2 separate regions of the Mus musculus genome follow, and region 1 is linked to region 2. The links are chromatin contacts, found by Hi-C or POLR2A ChIA-PET in ENCODE. All regions are on one chromosome and are shown on one strand. Each heading gives the region's core, a stretch centred on a gene start or an enhancer-like site at or near the end of the contact. The rest is flanking DNA. Distances are from core to core; before and after follow the strand shown. Region 1 holds the start of Kcnj5 (potassium inwardly-rectifying channel, subfamily J, member 5). Region 2 has its middle 51 kb from the start of Kcnj5.

Region 1 (6,766 bases), core at 3,808-6,307, 52 kb before region 2:
GCTGAAGACATCTGGGATGAGGGAAACTCAATTGAGAAAATGTCCGTGCAGGTTGGCTGTGGGCAAGCCTGTGGTACTTCGCCTTAACTGATGATTTATGTGGGCTGCACACCGGGTCTCCTGGTCCTGGTTGCTCTAAGAAAGCGGGTTCATTAAGCCGTGCAGAACAAGTCAGTGAGCAGTGTCGTTCTGTGGTTTCTGCTTCAGTTCCTGCCTCCAGGTTCCTCCCCTGGCTTCCCTCGGTGACAGACTTATATGCTGTAAAATGAAATAAATCCTTCCCCCTGTCTCCCCCCCCCCCCCAATTTTCTGGTCCTGGTGTTTATCGCAGCAATAGAAACCCTAACTAAGGCACGGGCCCTCAGTGTATCGGTTTACCAGACTTCTATAACCAAATACCACGCCAAAGGCTGGACACTTACTCAAGAGAGTGTTCTCTCTCACAGCTCCAGAAGCAGTGGGTCCAATATCAAGGTGCGGAAGGTCTGGTTCCTCGTCCGCTCTTTCCCCGTTGGCTTGTATACAATTGTCTTCTCCTTGTGTCTTCCTAGGGACTTTCATCTTCTCATAACAATCCCTGGTGTCTCTCTGTGTTCAAATGACCTTTCTTTATAAAGGCAAAAGCCAAATTGGATTAGAGCTCGCCACAATCTCCTCACACTGATTTAATTAATTCTTCAAAAGCCCTGTCTCCAAATACAGCCACTTACCAAGGTACCAGGGGCTAGACTTTCAGCTTGAGTGTTTGGGACACAGGTCAGTCCACAACGATTAGAACTATGACTCTAGAAAACCTGCTCTGCTAAGAGCTGGGAGACATTGTTTCTGACTGCACCCACGGGAAGGGCACTCTCTCCTTTCGAGTCTGTTCCTCAGAGGCTGTTGAGAAAGTGACAGGCAATTACTGACAGGAAGCGTCTAACAGAGTAGAGCATAGTAGGCAGTCAGATCATTACAATCTTCTACCTTCAGTCCTCTCTCCAAATCCCTGTAGCACCTCCCTCCCGCCACCACACACTTCTAGTCCTGGACGCCAGGGAGCTCACCTGGCCATATCTGGTTCACACGTGCACTCTCTTCTGTGAAAATCCCCGTTCCAGACTCTTCATAGGCCAGCAGTCAGAAGTCAGCCCCAGCTGGTTGCTGGATTGCTCTCTCTGGACTTCATTAGCATTCTTAGCAGTTACACACCATCACCCAACTCTCCAAGAGGAATTCAAACCCACGTTGCGAATTTGACTTTCCCTGGATACCTGCTGACCTTCCCAATTTTATAGGCGGTGTTTTTGATCCAAGGCTCCCATTATGCTTCTTACCCTCTCTTAGGAACCTACCAAAGTGTCTCACGCATTGCAGGTGAGTGTGAAATGCCTCAACGATTGCCCTTAACCACTGCCCCACCCAGCCCCCAGTGAATAACTGAACACTTACCACTTTCCCTACACATAAACGCACAAATGCATGGCCTCTCCATCCAAGCCAAGTACACAGTGTCCCGATCCACCACAACGGGATGTCTCCTCACCGTGACCAGTACACTTTATGCCACAAGAAAGCTAGCGCAGACTTCTCTCCTCTTCTTTGAAATTCCACAGACAGAAGTTTTGTTTTTACTCTTGAAACTGTAGCAACCTTGGGCTAATGAGAGTTCTTTCTTCTAAAGTTGGGAACTTTTACGGTTTCCTTGAAAGGAATCAATCTACGGCTGTGGGGTCTGTGCAGCCTATATTGCTACAGTGTTGCCTCGGAGCTATCATTAAATAAGGTAGGGACAGGTTGACATTAGCATTGGTTGCCAAGTACATGCCAGGTGAGTCCGTCTCTCACACAGTGTGGACACACTGTGCCTTGATAGGGCAGGACAAGATGTGTGACATTTTATTATGCTACTCAGAATCACATGCAATTTAAAACTTATAAATTGAGTATTTCTGAAATGTCCCACTTGGCTTATTCCAACCACGGCTGCTGCCTCCTGGGAACTGAAACTAGAGAAAGTCTAACAGTGAGTGAGGAGGGACTGCTGTGTGCATGGCCAGTGTTCACTGATTGGAACACTGTGTGTGTGTGCACACGCGCGCGCGTGCAATTTTAGTATAAAGAAACCATAAGAACAGAAAAAAATTCAGGTTGCTAATTCTTGAGGGTAAACGAGATACTACTGTAAGTAGCTGCAGTTGTATCAGCAACGCCTATTTTTTAGTATTTTTTTTAAGTTGCATTGTTGCCAGCTGACTATTAATTAGATATCGTGGAAAACCTCATTGATTGATATCTACTGTTCCTGGAGGGCTTATTAACAAACACGGGAATGGATGAGAGATCCTCCTAGCATAAGAAAACAGTACTTAAAATATTTGTCTTAAAAGAGATTTAGTTAGGACTTGAGAGTATAACTCAACAAATTCTTTTAATTAATATTTTATCTGGCAGGAAATATTTATGAGACATTACTAGCCTCATAAATGCAAATGGAATTTCTATAAATAGGTGAAAAAATAATTTCCTGTAAGTGTCATATTCTAAAGAGAAACTTTTTAACTAGGAATTCAGTCCCTGCTCATGAAAGAAAGAAAGAGAAGCAAATGAGAGAGGACAGAGGAGGTGTGTCTGCATGCTAATTAACAGTGATAACCCACAGCAGCCGGCTACCTTCTGTAGCCCTCATTAATTTCCAGACAATGAAAGACACACTTAGCACCTTTCAGGCTCTCTAAGTAGTTCTAAGTAGTTCTAAGCCATCCAGCAGTCTTGTCATTTATCCTTAGATGCCATTTGTGCTCTCTCGCAGACTTGGGCTGGAAACTCCCAGACCACCCTACATTTCTGAACAACAGTGGAGACTAAAAATCCCACCCACTACCTCTCATTATCCAGGCCTAGGCTAAAAACTGGACGTCGATTGTTCTGCCTCTGGTTCAAGGTCCCAACCCTTGAGAGAATGCTGTCGAAGCAGAACCTTCCTGCTCTACTTTGTTCCACCACGAGGCAGACAGAGCACCATGCTCTCTGTAGCAATCCAAAGGCCACTGCTGCTACACGGTGGAACACGAAGCCAAGACTCAGCAAAAAGCTTCATGTTGGGCATAGCTGGCTCTCAGAGCAACACAGCCCAGCTACTCCTGACAACCAGGAAACCAAAGAATTAAAGACCCCCTACTGAGCGTTAAACCAACACCTAATGGCTGTGCTGGCTAGTTTCATGGCAACTTTACACAAGCTAATTAATGTCTTCAGAAAGGAGGAGACCTCAACTTTGAGAATGACTCCCTAAGCTCTGGCCGTAGGGCATCTTCTTAGTTAGTGACTGATGGCAGAGGGCCCAACCCACTGTGGGTAGTCCCACCCCTGGATTCTATATTAAGTCAGACTGAGCAAGCCATGATGAGCAAGCCGGTAAGCACCACCTTTCATGTCCTCTGCATCAGCTTCTGAGTCCAGGTTCTGGTCATGTTGAGCTCCTGTCCTGACTTCCTTCAGTGATGGACTGTGAATGTGGAGGCAGAAGCCGAATAAACCCTCTCCTTTGGGTGCTGAACCCCAAAAACTGTGTAACAGACAGAGAGATGTTAAGGTTGGGACTAGTGAAGGCACCAGCAGACAGCCACGTGCTGGCTCTCCCAGACAGCAGCCCTCCCTGTGCAGTGAGTGACATTCCTGTCTTTCCTACGGTTCATTGAAGAATAGAGTCCTCTATGCTCAAAGCCAAGAACAGTCCACAAAAGAGGGAGAGTGGGGTTTGTGCCTGCAATGAGAAAGACCTAGGCTGGGGTAGAGACTAACAGTGGATTCCCAGAAGGAAGGATATTCAGACCCCCAGAGCAGCAGCCAATGTGGTCTGTACATGGAGGCTGTCACACAGAAAATGAAATACATTCAAGAGATCTATGCAGAGAAGTAGAAACAGAATAATGTACAACGGACTGGAAGGTGGGTGGAACCTTGAGGAAACACGGGGGTTCGGGGGCCGGGGGCCTTTTAATGCCATCATTGAAAAGCTTTTTCCTTCAACACATGTACATAGGACGTTGCAACAGAAATGACATTATAGTTTTAATATTTTACAAGAAGAACTTTTGGGAACAGAGAAGAAAGTAGAGAGTGGGAGGAAAGGCCAGCCCCCTTACCTGAAGATGGTTCAGGTCTCACTTGCCTTTCAAGGGAAGGCCATATCCATTTCAATGAATAGCCATTCCCACTCACCTATAGACTACCCTAAGCAGAATGCTCCAACAAAAGACCCACTTCCCTTCTCCCTTCTCTAGACTTTCCCCTTCAGTTATAATCAGGTCCCAGTCTCAAGAGCCAGACCCAGTAACAGCTTAAGGTCCCCCCCTAGACTGTGACTCCGGACTTCCAGGGGAATGTCCCCCACCTGCTGCATCTGGCTTCTTGATAGGCAGGGAAGTTCGGACAACAGCCCCCTCAAAGTGCCCAGAATGACTGAGCAGGTGTTCCCCCCTCCCCTTGCAAGGCTCTGAGCCTGAATTTTCTGCCCTAAGAGTTTCTTCTGTCTGCTCCTCCGCACCCTCTAAACACAGGCACGCGGGCGCTCACACACGTGCGGGGGCGCTTACACACGCGGGCGATCACACACACACATGTACACGTGAGCTTTCCCACATATTCACGGGAAGCTCTCACACACATCTGGTGGCGCAGGTCTCTGACCCTCGCTTAAGCGTGGCCAGAAGCACAGGAGCATCAACAAGGAGGTCTTGGAGGGAGGTGGCGAAGGGGGAGTAGTGGGCAGGAGAGTAGGGAGGAGGCTGCCCGCTCTCTCTGGCCCTGCGTCCGGCACCGGACTCCTTCCAAGTGACTGTGACCCCCGATACCAACAGCCCCCACCCATCTCCACCATATACCCCATTGTGCAAGCATTTCTCCCATTGCTGCCTTTCTTTGTGGTTCTCCTTTGCCTGTGGCCCTTTAAATCGCGTTCTATCCAGAGATTCAATTGTAGGGGGACAGAGGGAGGAGAACCCGGGAGGGGGGGCGGGGGGACGGGAGGAGATGGGGAGGGAGAAGAGAGGAGGGCGGAGAGGAGAGGGACAGCAGAGAGCCTCCCGCTGTTCTCTCTAGATAGAAGGGCGAGGCAGACCGGTGAAGGGGCGGGAGGTTTAGACGCCTCTGCTAGCTGGACCTGCGACACCAGAGTGGCTCGGGGCGTCTGCCCGTCCGTAGGCAATGCCTGAGGCTAGGGAATCCCCTGGAGAGCCCTGAGAGCCACCTGCACCGCCTTGGAAGGATCTCCAGAAGTTAGCCCCAAGGGTTCGGAGAAGCTCTCTGCGCTACAAGTAAGTTGTCTCCTTTCTCTCGCGTCCCTCCCCCAGCCCAGCGACTCCCCAAACCGGACCCTCACTAGGTGTCCTGTGGTTCTAAAAGAAGGCTTTCCCCTACCGGAGCCTGTCGGGTTGAGACAGGATGGGAACAAGATCCGGTGGTCCAAAGTTCAACAAACTGAAGCTGGCCTTAGCTGCCGGCCTCCCCAAGATGAGGAGTCCAGCCTCCCCAGGACCATAAACGCCCTGCTCCCAGAACCAGACCAGGATACCTGCGGGACTGAAACCTTCCATCTTTGGCTTGCTTGGCCAGGCCTTGGGAGGAGATAGAGAGAACCTTGCTCCCAGAAACAGCTTCAGGTGGGGGCAGAGATGGTCGGGTAGGGCGACCCCCTGGACTGTAGACTCTCTGCCCCAGCTGCTTTCTAATCTAACTGCTTTGCGGTACCAGTCTTCTCAGAATTGGTCACTACCTGTATGCTTTCCTTCTTTTGAAAACATTTCTGCAATTGTTCAAAAGAAGGGTTAAAGATAAAAGGTGGAGGAAGACAAGCTATAGCATTTTCCTGATGGTGGCTCTCCTTGGAGATCTGCTCTGTAGCACCTGATTCTGCCAGGGCCTCCTTTAAACGCAAGGGCAGGCCACTAGGAGGGGGGTTTCTAGCCTGGGACTGTGGAGCAGTGTTCAGTGTTGGCTTCTCGAAATTTCATGGGCTATTCCCAAAAGGCAGTGGAGACTCTAGCCTGCCCAGCATCCATACCAAGATCCCGGGGCGCTATCGAGGGGAACCTTTCAAACACCAGGCAAACAGTGGGAATGCAAATGCTCACTGTGACTCTTCTCAGTTAAACGGAGACTAGCAAGCCTGTCCCACAGCACAGAAATGGCAGCTCTGAGAGGGTGAGTAACTGAGATTACAACGGGAGAGTCTCCACAGTATCTGACTCCAAAGTGTAGCTATTCTTTCTCCTAAGCAAGCTGCCTGGGCCACCGAGCATGGGAATCCCTGCGGAGAAGCAGGGGACAGCAGCTAATATTTACAGAACCGGGGTGTTGAGCTGGAACGGGGTCCTGGGAGTTAACCTGTGGGGCAGAACTACGTTTTCTTGCTTTCTAGAGGGAACTAAAGTACACGGATGTCTGAGCTCTAAAGGGAGGTTCTAATCTTCACAGTCCTTGCCAGCCCCTGGCTTCAAATCCAGAGCTTATTACCAAACACTAACCCTGTAAGGTATACCACCTTCCTGGGATCCATGCCTTTGCTTAGCAATAGTCTCTCTCCACCTCCTTTGTTATTTGAGACACAGGTTATCACTATTCAGACCTGGCTAGCCTAGAACTCACTATGTAGACCAGATTGACTTCATAGACACCTGCCCACCTCTGGAGTGCTGGGATTAGAGGCATGAGCCACCATGTCTGTTTTACATGCATGCAGTCTTGAGTTCCAACCCAGGGTTTCCCAGGCTCTGGCAGGTGAGCT
Region 2 (7,354 bases), core at 3,463-5,962:
ATGAATTTTCAAACTAAGTGTGAATTTCCAAAACCTCTCATGATTGACAGAAGCTGCCTTGTGTGAGCCCCTGGGCCCCTTTCAGCCAAGTAGAAAAGATTGGCAACCAGAGCTGGGGGTCACTCAGGTCACCCAGCATTATCATGTGGGGGACTTCAAGGATCAGATGTATGGGTTTGAGGGTGTTGCTGCCAACAGGGAGTCTCAAAGAGGACATAAGCCTCCCTCAGGCACAGTAGTGGCAGCAGAAGGGCTGACATTACCATTTTGGGGCTGGGACAACACCCGAAAAGTCAATCTGCAATTAGCAACAAGTTAGCATTTTGAGGTCCAGTCTGAACAGTGTGCCAGAAGGCATAAATGATAGACAGGATCAACCTGGGATTAGAAGTTCCTGCCCAGATCTTCAAGGAAACACCACTGCATGTGAGCTCTGCAGAGAAGCAGGTATGACCTGTGAAAGACGAAAAACTATGGAAGACAGAAACCAGAAACTCTGGATGTTAGCATTCTGTCTAAACTCCACCCCCACAGTTGCCTGGCAACAGCAAGGTATGCTCCTCCCCACAGTTACCTAACAGCTACCAGGTAGGCCTGGCCCACTATAAAAAGGGGCTGCTTGCCCCCACCTCTCTCTTTTGACTCTCTCTCTTGCCTCTTATTCTTGCTTCCCTCTTGCTTCTCTCTTGCCCTCTTGGGCTCTTCCCTCTCCCCTCTCTCCACATGTTCATGGCCATGGCTGGCTTCTACTCCTCTACTTTCTCCCTCTCTCTGCCTTTCTCTGCCTCTACTACCCTCTTAACTCCCTGCCCCATGCCCTGAATAAACTCTATTCTATACTGTACCATCGTGTTCACGGCCATGGCTGGTCCCCCAGGGGGAAGGGATGCCTTGGCATGGGCCCACCGTAACTCCCTCTTCCCCCACACCCACACAAAACATATCTCCTTATATCTCTTTATCTTTTGATAAACACATCACTGGCAATATCAGAAACAGCTTATTCCAAAGCCAGGGAGGAAATGGGCTACTGAAAGGACAGGCTTGGCTGTGAACCAGGAAGAGGAGAGAAGCCATGCAGGATGGGTCTGGTCTGGATCTCCAGAGGCAATGCTGGAGATTCTGTGACTGAGGCAGATCTGCAGAGAGAGGGTTCCCAGCAGCTTTTAAGTAAGGCCATTCATCCACTGTAGAAGGTGCCATACGGAAGGACAGTGTGGACACTGGGCACTCAATCAGGGGATAAAGGTGTTAGCTCACGAAGGGGAGACAGACAGTGTCTGGTGAGAGTTAAGAGGTGCCGCTGATGAGCAGGAGAGAAAGGTAATAAAAAGAACAGGAGGTTGGAGTCAGGACTCCCTGGCTTTGTGTCTGAACAGCTGGTGTGCTTGTGAGTCTTCTGTTACCATACAAACACCCACAGGAAATCAACTTGTGAAGAGACGCGGCCTGTGTTCGCTCACAGTTTGGGAAGTTTCAGTCCATGGTTGCTTGATCCCATTCTTTGGAGCCTGTGGTGACAGAGCAAAGCTACTCACCTTGTTAATGCAAGAATTACAAACTTATCTTGGGGAGTTTATCCTGGAGCCGAATATGAGTGCACACATCCCAGGGAAGACAGATTTAGGTTATCCCAAATTTCATCTTGTAAATGTAGCATTAGTTTGGTGAAGTTTTTATAACAAAAGAAAATGACAAACCAACATTCTTTCCAAACACTCTGATGATTCTGTTGGGTTGGCGTGTTCTACTGTGGGTTGTTACCAAACGATGGCCTAAGTCATCAACGGAAAGCTTTGTCCACCACCATCTGCCCAGGTCATCTGTCTTTGCAAGCCCATCAGCATGGAGTCCTGGAGCATGCTCAGAAGCAGACACACAGCTTGCTAACAAGACCCACAGTTCTTAACTTTTGGAACAGAGGGCTGAACCTCGGCAACTGAGAAGATTCAACACAAAGCCAGGCAAGGATACAGGATGGCAGACCAGGGACAGCTTGAGCTGTTGCCAGCATCCCTGTTTCCCATACTCCCCTGCTCATCAAACCTGTGTCAACAGAGACAGGCATTAATCTCAGAAGTCATTAGAAGGCATGGGGAACAGATGAGGTACGAGCAGCAGGTGTGTCCACCCGGAGGAAGCATTCGCCATCTGCTCAGTAAAAATACCAAGGAAGAAGACCGGAAGATGGGATGGGAAGCTCAACCCTGTCTGGTGCCCTCCTGGGGATCCATGCCCAGGCAAGGTTGATTGCGGGAACTTTACACCTCCAAACTGCTTATCATATCTGCCTCAGCACTGGTGGGAGTTGGGGGTGGGGATGATTTGGATGTGGAGTTAATTAAGAGAGCTGATTAGGACCTTGTCCTGAGGTCCTTAGGACAAGGCCTGAAACACAGTGATCATAAGTGTTAAATACAGCGATAGAACAATGGCAGCATCAGTAATTTATTATCCTTCAAAGGCAGGAGTCAGAGACAGATAAACCTAGATGTGAACTGTCATTCACTGTTTTTCCAGGGCTCTCTACCAGTAAGTCCTGTGAACGCTGGCCTCTGTTTCTTTCCCTTTAGCTGCATGTGGTGTAGAGCTGTTGGGGAGGAGAGTAGAAGACACCAGTTGTAGGTTAGTAAATTCCAAGAGTAGTCTCCCCCAGGCAAGGCTAATCTTTAGCTAAAGTGGCATCTCCCCTCTGGGAATATTCCCTAAGATGTTGTGATGCCTATTTTTATGTGTGAGGCCTGGGACAAGGAGCTGAGGTATGTGGCTAAGAACTGTCCTAGCATTTTTCTGGTAATAGACAGCTGGGCTCCATAGTCAGGGATTAGACATGCAAAGAACCTGGCCTCTGTGAAGGTGTGTGTCAGATGAGGCAAGCATTCAAATTAGAGAACATTGGATAAAACACACTGCTCTCCTTAATGTAGGTGGGCCTCATCTAGCCAGGGGGTTGAACAAAAGGAAACAAAGTTCTGACCAATTCTGAACCAGAAGGTTTCTCCAGCAGACTATTTTTGATTGGAACGGCCTCATGAGCTCCTTGCAGGGTCACTGGCCTACTGCAAATGTTTTGGACTTGCTACCTTCCAGAATATTCTGAGCTAGTTCTGTAATTTCTATATATGTGTGTGTATACTACCTATTCTGTTTTTCTGGAGAATCTTGACAAATACATGGGCAAAATTCTGATAGCTGGGAGGATAAAGAATGAGGAAATCTAATCACAGACCTAGCCCAACACCCAAGGAAACAAGACCATGGCCTGCCTGACATCAGGGTCTCTTGCTAGGTTGTGCTTCCATTCCATCAGTGCCAAGGACAATGGTTTCACTGATGACCAAGATGACATGGAGCTGGAGGAGTGACAGGCTCTTACACGGGACAGGGAGCGCTTGCTCTTTATAAGAGGCATGGAGTCACCGTTACTATCCAGACATTGTGCTGGCCTTTGGGGGTAGCAATAGCAACGTGGTGGATTCCATAATAGCTCCGTAACACAGTCTGCTGGGCACACATTATTCTATGTATAAACAAGATAGAAGAAGAAGACCTGAAGTTTCACAGACGTAAAGATGGAGGAAATATACCTCATAATGAATGAAGTCCGAGAATGGTGACAGGAGAACAGGAGGGTCTTGCCTTCCTCGGGCGCTGACTTACTCAGTGCACACAGCGCAGCCCTGAGACAGTCCTGTAGTCCTCTCACTTTACTCAGGAGGACTTTGGATTTAGACAGGCTTGGTACCCACGTGGGTGCTCACAACTGCCTAAGAACAGGGCTACGATTTGAATCCAGACCCTGGGGTGCCTTTGCCATTTCAGTATCACTGTAGAGAACTCTTATTCCAAGTTTGTCCAGTGTTCTGCTCAACAGTGCATGGTCAGTTATAGAAAGTTCAGTGGCTGTCAGTTACCCAGCCTGGCTATGTCTACTCTCAAATGTATCCTTTCCATTTTTTTGAGAAATTAAGATAAAATACATCTATAGCAGTTTAGGACTGAGTTGCGATGTCACTGTGTAAAATGGCAAACACAGCAAGAGGCCGGAACATGAAGAGCTTGATGCTACTAACCAGATGCATTGAGAACACATTGAATTGTGTGTCTTTTGTCAGAGCCTAGCCCTCACCCAGGAATTCACTCAATAAGCAATTATCACACACCAGGAGCAAGATAGCTAGTGAACAGTGAAGATTCAGAGAACACGGAGAGCCTACCTATATCATAGGTCCCTTCCCCCAGGCTAAATGGAAGTGAGGACAGAAAATATGGACTCCAGCAACTTGAAAGGAAGTGCAAGGGCTCTGCAGAAGTACCCTGCAGGGCAGCCTTTAGATGGTCTCCTCTCTGGTGGTACTATTCAACATATCCTGAGGTTTTTCACCTCAGCAAAGTGATCATGCTGCCACTCCAGTTCCCATGGAAACCAAACTGGGACAGGATGTGCGGCAGCCTCTCAAGGTTATCAGCACCAAGGACAGTAGAGACAAAGAGCTCATCACTCCTGTGGTCCTGGACCCCCAGCACACCTTCCTGCTGTGTGAGTGCTGAGAAGCACTGCAGAAGCAGGCTCCTGGTTCCCTGCTGCCTCCCGGCCTGCTCTGGCGTCTGTTTCCGGCATGGACAAGCCCAGTGTTGTGTCTCTCCTCCTCCCTCCCCTTAGAGCCACCAAGGCTCCAAGTGAGTCATCTTCATTATTGGCTTCAGGAAATGACTTCCGGGAGTCAGGGATTGCTGCCTGGAAGGCCATCTGAACAAAAGCTGGCTCCTCAGGATACAGAGCAGGTGGCAACTGCCTGTCCCAAGTGAACCCCTGGCCCATATGTGCCCCCTACCATATCCCCCCTCCACACCGCTGCCCCCAGGTCTGCACAGATTAGCTCTTGTTAGCCCTCCTTCTCTCTTCTAAAGTTCTGGCTATTTCTCTAGCAAAGATTCTTCAGTTCTTCCAGACACTCAGAATTCTTAGCAGGGTCAGCTGTTACCTTAGAGTTTATCAGGGCTCTTGAACACAGTTGTACCCAGTCCCAGGAACTTAAAACAAATGCCTTCCGGTTGTTGTGAGACTGGAAATGCAGGGTCAGAACTTTGTCTGCCTTGCTCTGAAGACAGTCCTCTCTGAGTATCCAGCACCAGGCAAATAGGTGGTAAATAGGATACAACTTGTATTTTCTGGCCTGGCAGAACACAGTTTACCTGGAGCATCACAAGAATTCTGCATCTCTTCCAGTCCCTACCTTAAGCATGATCAATGCCTGGAGCCTGAGAACATCTAAGGCTTAAGCCTTCAGGAGACTATCAATAGAGAATCTCTTAGTCTTATTGTTAGGACCATCCCTTAAGAAGTTTATAAACAAAAATAGGAGCTTGGAAGATAGCTCAGTAATGTGCTCTTTGTACAAATACAAAGATCTGAATTTGATCTTAGAATTCACTGAAGAAGGTATTGGCACTGAGTTTGGGGAGAGGAAGCTGGGCGGTACGTTGGGGGTCAGGAATGTCTTAGCTGTGGGACATTAGAAAAGATAACGATCCGTCTGTGTTCACAACTACACAAAGTGGGCTGCACAGCTTCTGGCTGAGTTAATGATTAGCAGCCATTCATTCAAAGGACCAGGCTGTGAGGAACACCGCCCACAGGAAGCCTGCTCCCTCTGCCTGGTGGTAGAAGAAAGTTAGAAGGGATGTAGTGAGGGAAACAGAAGCCAAAGCTCGGGGTCACTGGGCCAAGTTTTTGTTAGCAGGGAGTACCTGTCCCTCCTACAAACGAAACCACAGAGTAGGCAGCACCAGTACCTCACTTTACAAATGGGAACCACAAGGAGGCTTCAAGAACACTGAGAGATACTAAGACTCACAGCTGGGAACTAGAGGGACAGCATTGTCATCCAATATGATAAAGCCCAGATTCTCAAGAGGGACTCAACTCAAGATGGTCTTTCCCAGAGGATCCTGAGGGAAGATCACCTTGTTATCAGCTGTTGTCCCTGCTGAAAACTGGCTTCTAACCACCAGGTAAAGAGGTAAGTTGATAAAGGGGTTGTTTTCGAAAGTATGGGCTGGATTGGTAGGAAACTGTGGGGGTGGTACAGACTCTGGGGCATGGCAAAAAGTGACTTGGCCCCTGGCATGCAGACTGTTGAATGTAGAAGCACTTCTCCCACCCCCAGAACCTGGAGACTCTGCAGGGGAACACAGGGTCCCACAGGGAAGCAGATTCCATCAGCTCACTTTGCTCCCTATTCCCCGCATCACCTGAAGATTCTCCCATGGAGATACAGCAGGGGTATCTCCAAGGGCTTGAGAAGCAGGGCAAGAGGAAAGGTGGGGTGGTTTGGAGAACAGACAGACAAGGCACATAGGTATGCCCCTCCCTTGGGAGCTCTGAGCTTTCTGCTCAGCAGGATACACACACAACTCACCAGAGCACCAGGTAGCCATCCCCCCAATTTCCAGTGTCTCTCTGGAATGGGAGTCTAGCGCTAGCACCCTGCATCTGGTTGGCAAGGAGGTGATGAGGCTGTTCCTCTTCTGGGAACTTAATGGGTACCCACAAACACTGGCAGGGACAACAGCTAACAACAATTTCATTACCAAGCTCATCTGTGTGGACCAGAAAGAGCCAGGGACAACAGGAGGCCTTCGGTTCAGCACCCCATCTCCCTCATTTCTACCTCAGAGGTTTTCTTGTTCTGTATCACGGTGCTGTCACCATTCTTCTCTTCTCTCCTGGATGTCACAGCCCTCAGTCCGTGTCTCCTATGACCCACTGTACTCCAGGCTCCTGGAGACATTTTCCACTTTGAGGACTGCTTAGTCATTCCCTGACACCCTGTTGTCTCTCTCGGGAAGAGCTTCATTCTTGAATTCCCAGATCTTTTCCCTAGCAGGGACAGTGGGATCTCACCGGTATTGTAAGATTTCATTCTGCATAGATTGTGAGACTCAATGCTTCCAGAGGTTTCCCCACAGCACCTGGATCCTCCACAGAGTGGTGTGAGGAAGCCACTCTTCATGAAGAGGCACTGAGAGGAAAGAACCTTGAGAGTTCCTGTTGTCCCTCAGGAGTTAGACAGAAGTCACAGAGGGTGAACAGTACAGGCAGGAGGCACAAGCTAACGGAATCACAACTCAGGCCAAAAGACACAGAGAGACCATCATTTTTAGCCCTCCCCTCAATTCAACAACTCATCCATCTATCTTGTTGGACTCTAGCATGTGTCTGTAGCTCTGATAAATGCTGTTCACATACCGCGTCTTACAGTCCTTCATCTGAGCATAGAGAGTTCTTTCTCTCGAACAAGGAGAAACCAAGTGTGCAAGCAAATGGAGCATGGACTCAGAGCAGGTTTGG

Evidence for each region. Hi-C counts contacts between places; a loop is a spot of excess contacts on that map. ChIA-PET counts read pairs that join two places held with the same protein, here RNA polymerase II (POLR2A).
Region 1: a loop to region 2 is called in a map of heart, with 3 times the contacts of the local background. The contact joins the promoter of Kcnj5 here to the enhancer-like site in region 2. A Hi-C loop is called at or near these places in 2 of 37 maps with a recorded cell type or tissue (heart and mouse trophoblast stem cell). POLR2A ChIA-PET finds 5 or more read pairs at or near these places in 2 of 5 experiments (Patski and embryonic stem cell).

What each region holds. Positions count from the first base shown.
Region 1 is chr9:32,342,635-32,349,400 of GRCm38, reverse strand. Kcnj5 (potassium inwardly-rectifying channel, subfamily J, member 5) reads left to right here and starts at 5,057. Exons shown (of 4, transcript NM_010605.5): 1 at 5,057-5,297. It overlaps Gm39317 (a long non-coding RNA gene), which reads right to left and starts at 1,928. Exons shown (of 5, transcript XR_870611.2): 1 at 1,047-1,928; 2 at 711-879; 3 at 423-607.
Region 2 is chr9:32,290,074-32,297,427 of GRCm38, reverse strand. No RefSeq gene overlaps it. Among named protein-coding and RNA genes, the nearest start is that of Kcnj5, 51 kb to the left of the region's middle. Within about 2 kb of position 4,712, at least 1 of the 3 ENCODE cell types and tissues checked has a DNase peak (open chromatin) inside an H3K27ac peak, as active enhancers do; it is heart, where a contact is called at or near this core.